2 separate regions of the Homo sapiens genome follow, and region 1 is linked to region 2. A link is an interaction called in ENCODE POLR2A ChIA-PET data of the cell type or tissue named here. Cell type or tissue: CD4-positive, alpha-beta T cell. All regions are shown on one strand. Region 1 overlaps RFX1 (regulatory factor X1). Region 2 holds the start of IL27RA (interleukin 27 receptor subunit alpha).

What was found. Peaks named below come from ENCODE experiments on the same cell type or tissue, not always from the same donor. Only the 100,000 strongest peaks of a DNase experiment are listed, where the experiment ranks them.
Region 1: POLR2A ChIA-PET joins it to region 2 with 10 read pairs; 16 of 35 experiments call an interaction of 5 or more read pairs at or near these places.

Annotation. Positions count from the first base shown.
Region 1 is chr19:13,971,307-13,976,306 of GRCh38, reverse strand. It overlaps RFX1 (regulatory factor X1), which reads left to right. Exons shown (of 21, transcript NM_002918.5): 9 at 3,180-3,564. Among named protein-coding and RNA genes, the nearest start is that of DCAF15, 21 kb to the right of the region's middle. In CD4-positive, alpha-beta T cell, no CTCF peak of the experiment used is centred here; a DNase peak (open chromatin) is centred at 2,086.
Region 2 is chr19:14,029,832-14,034,831 of GRCh38, reverse strand. RLN3 (relaxin 3) reads right to left here. Exons shown (of 2, transcript NM_080864.4): 2 at 3,281-4,122. The coding sequence ends at 3,884. It overlaps IL27RA (interleukin 27 receptor subunit alpha), which reads right to left and starts at 3,070. Exons shown (of 14, transcript NM_004843.4): 1 at 2,860-3,070; 2 at 2,329-2,446. The coding sequence starts at 2,959. RefSeq lists silencers at 2,852-2,901, 2,912-3,031, 3,042-3,091, 3,162-3,291. In CD4-positive, alpha-beta T cell, no CTCF peak of the experiment used is centred here; DNase peaks (open chromatin) are centred at 2,601 and 3,111; H3K4me3 peaks cover 2,555 bases; H3K27ac peaks cover 2,413 bases.

The DNA.
Region 1 (5,000 bases), 59 kb after region 2:
CATCCCTGCCACTTGTTCTTCTGGGGACAATGCTGGGATTGGTTAGCTCATGGATCGACTTAGTCCTAGGGTCATGATGCTCTGACCGACCCCAGTGGGCCTGGTCCAGGCATCTAAATCGTGAGGCTTGGTCCCCGGCGTCCGGCTACCTCACAGTTCCATTTGTTTCTTTCCAGTGCTGCTAATCTTTTCACTGTGTGGTTGAGCCAAGCTGGCAGGGGCCAGACAGGGCATTGCAAAGAGGAACACGGTGTCCAAGGGTTCCTGCTGCCATCCCTGGTAGCGTCTCTCCTGTCTCTCCTTTGCTTCTGTCTGAATTCCTCTCTCAGTGATCATAGTGTGTGTGATTGCACCTAGTTCATCGTTGCTATCGGGTTTTTCTGCTACGAGAAGTTGTTGGGGGCCACTCCTGCTGTCAGCTGCCCACCCCTTCTGTCTCTCCCTCTGAGTGAATTACTGCGAGTTCCCGACCCTTTGCCAGCCCTATCCCCACCCTGGCCAAAGCCACAGCCCCTGGGCCTCCATCCCTGGTCCTGTTCTGGGGGGCATCCAGAGCTGCACACATTCATTTATTCAGTCATTCAGCAACCATCTACCAAAGCAACCTTTTTGCAGCACACATTGCATGCTGGGTGTGCAGGAGTGAGCAGGCTGTGGCCCCCGCCTTGGAGAAGTAGGGGCTCTTGCTCAGGTCATGTGCTCTTGGTGTCACTTTGTGTGGTAGACATAGGGCAGGACAGAGAGATCGAGAGCTGGACCTGATGTGTGACAAAGACCATGCTTCCATATCTCCTTCCACTGTCCCCCTCAACTCCCTCTCTTTGTTCACCCACAACCACTCGGGCCTGTGCGGCTCCCTCCCCTGCCACCTTCAGAGTCTGAGCCAGGCCACCTCTTGACTGACCACACTGTCTTTCTGGATGTTTAATTTTTTTTTTTTTTTTTGAGATAGAGTTTCCCTCTTGTTGCACAGCTGGAGTGCAATGGTGCAATCTTGGCTCACTGCAACCTCCACCTTCAGGGTGGTTCTCCTGCGATTCTCCTGCCTCAGTCTCCCGAGTAGTTGGGATTACAGGCGCCCACCACCACACCCGGCTAACTTTTTGTATTTTCAGTAGAGAGAGGGTTTCATCATGTTGGCCAGGCTGGTCTTGAACTCCTGACCTCAGGTGATCCACCCGCCTTGGCCTCCCAGAGTGCTGGGGTTACAGGTGTGAGCCACCGTGCCTGCCCCTGCCCCCCTCCCTTTTTTTTTTTTTTTTTGAGGTGGAGTTTCACTCTGTCACCCAGGCTGGAGTGCAGTGGCATGATCTCAGCTCACTACAGCCTCCACCTCCCAGGTTCAAGTGATCCTCCTGCCCCAGCCTCCTGAGTAGCTGGGACTACAGGCGCCTGCCACCATGCCTGGCTAATTTTTGTATTTTTAGTAGAGACGGTTTCACTATGTTGGCCAGGCTGGTCTCGAACTCCTGACCTCAAGTGATCCACCCGCCTCGTCCTCCCAAAGTGCTGGGATTACAGGTGTGATTACACTGCACCTGGCCTAATGCTATGTTTTTAATCACTAGTACATTGAAAGAGTTCAAAGATCAAAACTATGTCCAACGATGTTTAGCGAGATGGTGAGAGGTGCCCCCTGCCTGTCCCCCTCGACGGAGCCCTCCATGCCCACAGATGACAGACACGCATGCCACATGCAACGCATTCTTCCCTATTGTTCGGTCACACGGTCCCCACTCTTCTCTGCCTCTTATCTGCCCGGTGTTAGGTTCTGGAGCTTGTTCTTTCGGGGGACGACAAGCCTTGCCTCCTTCTCTTTCACCCCTGCATAGGATTCCATCATCTTTTGTTTAACAGCCCCTTGAGGTTGAACCCCTGGTGGTTTTTATACTTGTATACTTGTGACGATTTGCAGCCTCAAGCCTGTGTCACCGGTGCCCATCCCGTCACGCGATATCTGAAGGAGAGAGGCTTCCCCAGCCTGGGATAGGTAGCTTGGCTCAGGGGAAACATATCTGCATTCCTGATGGTCTTCTCCAATCACAGCGTCGCCTTCTCTAGTCCCTTCCAATCACAGCATCGCCTTCTCTAGCCCCACCCCCTTCCTGCTTCACTCACTGCCTGATCACCTTCTGTTATGATCTCTCATTTACCTTTGCACGTGGCTTCTTGCCTGTCTCCCCAACTAGACGGTTCCGGGGGCCGGGGCTTTTCATTCTTGTCCATTGCTGTGTCCAAAGTGTGTGAAACAGTGCCTAGCACACAGTAGGCACTCGAAGTACTTGCCAATTTTATTTTTTTAATGAAGTGTGTAGCATTCCAAGTTCCCTAACCCTTCGGTATTTTTTTTTTTTTTTAATTAAAAAGACAGGGTCGGCCAGGTGTGGTGGCTCATGCCTGTAATCCCAGGACTGTGGGAGACTGAGGCGGGTGGATCACTTGAGGTCAGAAGTTCGAGACCAGCCTGGCCAACATGGTGGAACACCAACTGTACTAAAAAAATACAAAAATTAACCTGGTGTGGTGGTGAGCCCTGTATTCCCAGCTCCTTGGGAGGCTGAGGCAGGAGGATAGCTTGAACCCAGGAGGCGGAGGTTGCAGTGAGCCAAGATTGCGACACTGCACTCTAGCCTGGGTGACAGAGCAAGACTCTGTCTCAATAAGTAAATAAATAAATAAAATAACAAAAATAAAAAGCCAGAGTCTCACTGTCACCTAGGCTTTGCTGCAGTGGTAGTATGGTTATAGCTCACTACAACCTTGAACTCCTGGACTCAAGGGATCTTCCTGCCTCAGCCTCCCAAGTAGCTGGGATTGCAGGTGTGCACCAGCATGCCTGGCTAATCTTCATATTTTTTGTAGAGATGGGTTTTCACTATGTGGCCCAGGCTAGTCTTGAACTCCTGGCCTTCAACGATCCTCCTGCCTCTGCTTCCCAAAGTGCTGGAATTACAGGCAGGAGCCACCATGCCCAGCTGATGATTATATGAAATACTGCCCATCAAGCACTCAGGATGGTACCCAGTCCGTTGTAGATGAATGCTAGGATCTGCTCCTTGCTGCAGGGGAGCTGCTGCTTCCCCAGTCCCCTCCTAGGACCCCCCTTCCTGCACAGTCATGCCCCTCGGCCCCCCAGTTCTCATCCCCCTGACTCTCCCTTGGCTTTGCCTCTTTCCCAGCCGTTCCAGCACCTACTCCTATCCCGAGACGCCGCTGTACACGCAGACGGCAAGCACCAGCTACTACGAGGCCGCAGGCACGGCCACCCAGGTCAGCACCCCCGCCACCTCCCAGGCGGTGGCCAGCAGTGGCTCCATGCCCATGTACGTGTCCGGCAGCCAGGTCGTCGCCAGCTCCACCAGCACTGGGGCTGGGGCCAGCAACAGCAGCGGAGGTGGTGGCAGTGGTGGTGGCGGCGGCGGCGGGGGAGGCGGTGGCGGGGGTGGCAGTGGCAGCACCGGAGGCGGCGGCAGCGGAGCAGGCACCTACGTGATCCAAGGCGGCTACATGCTGGGCAGTGCCAGCCAGTCTTACTCTCACACCACCCGTGCCTCGCCAGCCACGGTAAGTGCCCCAACGCGGGCCCCAGAGGAGGCAGGCAGTGGTGGGTGGTGGGCACTAGAAGCCCAGTCCATGACGGTGGTTACCAACCACCGCTAGCAGGAGCCTGTGTGGCCCCCAATGAAGAGAACATATGCAGATGTCCTGGGATTGAATGCTGTGTGGCCTCAGATAAATTACTCAGCCTCTCTGGGCCTCAGCTGATATGCATGAAATTCTTAACACAATACTACAGAAGTGTTGTCTATTGTTGGCTGGGCGCTGTGGCTCACACCTGTAATCCCAGGACTTTGGGAGACTGAAGTGGGTGGATCACCTGAAGTCAGGAGTTCAAGACCAGCCCGACCAACATGGTGAAACTCCATCTCTACTAAAAATACAAAAATTAGCCGGGCATGGTGGTATGCACCTGTAATCCCAGCTACTCAGGAGGGTGAGGCATGAGACTTGCTTGAACCTGGGAGGTGGTTGCAGTGAGCGGAGACTGCGCCACCGCACTCAAGCCTGGGAGACACAGCAAGATTCTGTCTCAAAAAAAAAAAAAAAATGTTGTCTACTTTTTTTTTTTTTTTTTTTTGAGACAGGGTTTTGTTCTGTCGTCCAGGCTGAAGCACAGTGCTGTAATCATAGCTCACTGCAGCCTCAAACTCCCAGGCTCAAGTGATCCTCCCAGTTTACCCTTGCAAGTAGCTGGGACTACAGGCATGCCGCACCATGTCCGGCTAATTTTTTTGTTTGTTTAAGACGGAGTCTTGCTCTGTCGCCAGGCTGAAGTGCAGTGGCATGATCTCGGCTCACTGCGACCTCCGCCTCCCGGGTTCAAGTGATTCTCCTGCCCCAGTCTCCCGAGTAGCTGGGACTATAGGCGTGCCACCACGCTCAGCTAATTTTTGTATTTTTAGTAGAGACGGGGTTTCACCATGTTGGCCAGGATGGTCTCGATTTCCTGACCTCGTGATCCACCCTCCTCGGCCTCCCAAAGTGCTGGGATTACAGACGTGAGCCACCACGCCTGGCGGATTTTAAAAAATTTTTTTTGTAGAGACAGGATCTCACTCTGTTGCCTAGGCTGGTCTCAAAATCCTGGCCTCAGGCGATCCTCCCAGCCATCTATTCTGATTAAAATTGATTATAGAGAATAGATAATGAGGGCAGAGAGAAGCCAGCACTGCCATGGGGAGCTTCCTGAACAGGGTTCTTCCACCATCAGGAAGGCGGGTGCTGGAACCTCCCTGTGCCTAGAAGTGGTTGTGTGAAGTCCCTGGGGCAGCCCTGGATTCCAACCCCAACCGGGCCCTTCGACATTTGTGTGATTGTGGGGTGGGTCAGCGCTGGTGGTCCTGGTGGTCCCTCATGGTCCTGATGTAGCCTGGCTTCTAGTCTATTCTAGTCTTTTTTTTTCTTTTTTGGAGATGGAGTTTTGCTCTTGTCACCCAGAC
Region 2 (5,000 bases):
ACAGGCGCCAGCCACCACGCCCAGCTAATTTTTTTGTATTTTTAGTAGAGACGGGGTTTCACCGTGTTAGCCAGGATGGTCTCGATCTCCTGACCTCATGATCCACCGCCTCGGCCTCCCAAAGTGCTAGGATTACAGGCTTGAGCCACCGCGCCCGGCCTTTTTTTTTTTTTAGACAGAGTCTTGCTCTGTCACCCAGGCTGGAGTACAGTGGCGCGATCTTGGCTCACTCCAACCTCTGCCTCCCGAGTTCCAGCGATTCTCCTGCCTCAGACTCCCAAATAGCTGGGGCTACAGGCATGTGCCACCACGCCTGGCTAATTTTTGTATTTTTAGTAGAGACGGAGTTTCACCATGTTGGCCAGGCTGGTCTGCAACTCCTGACCTCAGGTGATCTGCCTGTCTCGGCCTCCCAAAGTGCTGGGATTACAGGCGTGAGCCACCGTGTAGGGCCTGTTGTGTGTATTTTAACCATTAATATTAAAAAGAAAAAAAAATCCAGGACCTCTGTCTCCCATTCTTATCTTTCATTGACTCTTTTCCTCTTCCCTCACTTAGCCCAATTTGAAATTATGAGTTTCCAGGTATGATTCATCATGAAGAAACACATGGAGTCCTTGGACTGTGGGCAGGGCTTTCTGTCTACCTCTTTCACTGCAGCATCCCCAGCACCACACTGAATAATCTTTTAACATGCTCAGAGAGGTTAAGTGACTTGCCTAATGTCACACAGCAATAAAAACCAGGTTCACATTATGAAGCAACTTTCTCCTTGCCAAGCACCTAACTCTTTGAATCCTCAGACTTAACCTTCGGAGGCAGGTTCTGTTATTATTTCCCTTTTTTATTTTTTATTTTTAGTGTTTTTGAGATGGAGTCTCGCTCTGTCGGCCAGGCTGGAGTGCAGTGGTGCGATCTCAGCTCACTGCAACCTCCACTTCCTGGGTTCAAGCAATTCTCCTGCCTCAGCCTCCTGAGTAACTGGGATTACAGGCATGCACCACCACATCGGCTAATCTTTGTATTTTTAGTGGAGACAGGGTTTCACCATGTTGGTCAGGCTGGTCTCGAACTCCTGACCTCGTGATCTGCCCGCCTCGGCCTCCCAAAGTGCTGAGATTATAGGCGTGAGCCACCACGCCAGCTTTTATTTTTTAAAATTTTTTTGAGACAGAGTCTCACTCTGTCACCCAGGCTGGAGTGCAATGGCACGATCTTAGCTCACCGCAACCTCTGCCTCCTGGGTTCAAGTGATCCTCCCACCTCAGCCTCCCGAGTAGCTGGAATTACTACAGCTGGTCTTGAACTCCTGACCTCAAGTAATCTGCCCACCTCGGCCTCTCAAAGTGCTGGGATTATAGGTGTGAACCACTGCGCCTGGCCTATTTCCCTTTATTTATATTATATTTTATATTTTTAAGAGACGGGCTCTCGGCCAGGCACGGTGGCTCACACCTGTAATCCCAGAACTTTGGGAGGCTGAGGCGGGTGGATCACCTGAGGTCAGGAGTTCAAGACCAGCCTGGCCAACATGGTGAAACCTCCCCCCTCTACTAAAAATACAAAAATTAGCCAGGCATGGTGGCACATGCCTGTAATCCCAGCTACTCTGGAGGCTGAGGCAGGAGAATCGCTTGAACCCAGGAGGTGGAGGTTGCAGTGAGCCGAGACCACACCATTGCATTCCAGCCTGGGCAACAAGAGTGAAACTCCGTTTCAAAAAAAAAAAAAAAAAAAAGTGACGGGCTCTCTAAAACTCTGAACTCCTCCTGGGCTCAAGCGATCCTCCCGCCTCGGCCTCCCAAAATGCTGGGATGACAGGTGCAAACCACCTCTCCTGGCCCTATGATTGCTATTTAATAGAGAAATGAAAAGGAGACTCAAAGAGGGAAAGTGACTTGCCCAGGGTGACACAGCAAAGAAACGAGGGAAGCTAGAATTGAAGGAGTGGAGGAGTATTGGGGGAGGGGGGCAGACTCCTGGGACTTTCTTTTCTTTTCTTTTCTTTTTTTTTTTTTTTTTTTTTGAGACAGAGTCTCCCTCTGTCCCCCAGGCTGGAGTGCAGTGGCGAGATCTGGGCTTACTGCAACCTCCGCCTCCCGGGTTCAAGCGATTCTCCTGTCTCAGCCTCCTGAGTATCAGGGACTACAGGCGCGCGCCACCACCCCTGGGTAATTTTTTTTTTTTTTTTTTTTTTGTATTTTTAGTATAGACAGGGTTTCACCATGTTGGCCAGGCTTGACTCCTGGAACCTTTCAACCAAAGCAGCCTGGGGCCTGAGCGGCCACCTCCAAAGCCTGTTTCCCCACGTCACCTCCCTGTACTCACTACTTTTGGCTCTGGAGGTGTAACTCGGAGGGGGCTCCCAGGTCCCCAAGAGGCTCCCACGAGCAGTTCAAGTCGCCCAAGGGTCCAACTCCGTAGCACTGCAGTGGCCCGGCGCTGCCTGGAGAGGGAGTCAGAGGGTCTCAGGAAAGGGGGTCGAATCCCCCCCTTCCGCCTGCACACCCCAGAACTTGGACTTCTGACAATTGCAAGGTGGGGGGGCTTAGGGAAATGAGCAGCAGGAAGGGAGGCGCTAGGCACCCCTGCCCGGGCTCCGTGCAAACCCCCCCTTTCCCTGTGCTCGCCACATCCTGTTAACCACCCAGAGAGCTCCCCCACCCCGCCCCGGGGCTCCGGTTCGACCTCGCTGCCGCCCATTCCCCAGTGTCGCCGGGTCCCTGCCCCGGGAGGAGCCGAGTGGCGCCTGCACCTCTACCGTTCGCTCTGCATACGCGTGGCTTATCCTGGAGCACTGGCGCCTTCGCGGGGAGCGCAGCGGCAGCGCCCGGGACACGAGCTCCCTCCAGCACTCACCCTGGGGACGCGTCCGCTGGAAAAGCACCCACAACAGAGGCAGCAGCGCCAGCTTGGGCAGCGGCCACAGCCAGAAAGGGGCGCCCCTGCCTCCCCGCATGGCGTCCCTCGGGAGCCCCGAGTCCGGCCCAGCCTTGCCGGGTCCGCGCGGCCGCGCTGCTCCTCTTCGAGCTCTGGGTACAGCGCCCGAGGCGGCAACGGGAAGCCGAACCACCCCGGCAGGCCGCCTCCGCACCTTTCGCTCAGGGTCCCCGCCCCTTCCCCGCGACGGAAAGTCCCCGGCTGGGGCTGCTTGAGGGGGAGTGGGGAGGCGGCCTGGGCGTCTGGGGGTGGGGGCCTCCGAGGGGTGGTACCGCGTACCGCGCATCCCCGAAACCTGTCCTACGCCCAACAACCATACACACACACACACACTCTCTGCCAAAGTCTTCGAATTTTTATTATTGGAGTTTGGGAAGATTCGAATGTGCCCAGAGCTCTCCTAGGGGGGCCACCTGCCACCTTCTCTGGGGTCCACAGCCTTGGAACTCTGGCAGGGGAGTTGGAGGGAGAGGGGATGGAAAGCAGGGCAAAGGAAGCGTGCGTGCAAAGGCTGGACTGAGACAGAGGCTTGATTTTAGCTGGTCAGGGGACAATGGCCACAGTTTGGACTGGGAAGGGGGCAGGGGTCTCTGTGTGGCCAGCCTAGGTAGAGTAGGGACCCAGTTGTGGCAGTGGAGTGTGTAGGCCAGGCAAACGCATGGTTAGGGCTGGGGAGAGGTCAGGGGTCAGGATGGGGGGGTCCCCACTTGACCAGGCAGGGGCACAGCTTCCTTAGGGGCCAGGGTCATGATAGGCTGGTCAAAGGGCAGGGTTGGATAGGTGGTGTCGGGAGACTGTGCCTGAGCCCACAGTGCCTCTGTGACTTGTAGATGAATGAATGAATGTGTGAGGCTCGAAAGACAGGTGCCCAGCCAGACACTAGTTGAGTGGATGGCAGGACTGGGGCATTGGTCCTGGTGCCCACGGCTGCCCAGCCCTCAAACTAGCAAAGGCTACTGATTTCACTTTTGCTACACCCCCACTTGCAGCAGCTGCTGGAAAGGCCAGCCAGGACATCTCGGCTGCCCCGAAGAACCCCAGGGGTTCCTTGCCAGCTGGGTCGCCCCCTGTAAAAGGCCTGGGGTGACTTGGTCAGGGCCAGCCACTCGCTGGACCCCATGGCCTCATCCAGCTCGCCTGCCAGACTGTCTTCATCAGCATCTGCATCCGGGAAGGTATCTCCTGCAAAAGATGAACAGAGTTAGTGATCAGGGCTCAGCTGCTGCTGCACCCACAGTCATGGCTCCTGGCCAGTCTAGCTCTGATCTTGTGACAACAGTCATAGACATAGTTCAGAGTTTTTATTCCACCCAGTCCTGGGTTCAAATTCTGGCTCTGCCAGAGTAGGTGGGATTACAGGTGTCTGCCAGCAGGCCTGGCTGATTTTTGTATTGTTATAGAGATGGGGTTCACCATGTTGTTCAGGCTGGTCGCAAACTCCTGACCTCAAGTGATGTGCCCACCTCAGCCACCCAAAGTGCTGGGATTACAGGCGTGAGCCACCGCACCCAGCCCTGTCATTTATTTCTCCTTACTCTTTATTAATTGAGGACCTGGTACATTTGGGAGCTGGGCTGACTGAGCATGAATCCAGCTTCTCTAATCGTGAGCAAGTAAATTTACTTCTTGGAGCCTCAATGTTCTTTTCTGCAAAGTGGAAAAAAATAATTACTCCAACCTTCTCAAGTTTTATAAGGAGTTAATATTCATTAAAAAAAAAAACTTAGAACAATGTCTGGAACATGATGAGCACTCAAAAATGACTATTGAGTCCGGGCACGGTGTCTCACACCTGTAATCCCAGCACTTCCAGGGGCACATGCTGGAGGATCACCAGAACCAGGAGTTCAAGAACAGCCTGGACAACACAGCACTACCCTGTCTCTACAAATAATAAAAAGTTAGACATGTTGGCACAAGCCTGTAGTCCCAGCTACTCAGGAGGCTGAGGCAGGAGAATTGCTTGAGCCCAAGAGGTTGAAGCTGCAGTGAGCTGTGATCACACCACTGCACTCCAGTCTGGGCAACAGAGCAAGACCCTGTCTCAAAAATAATAATAA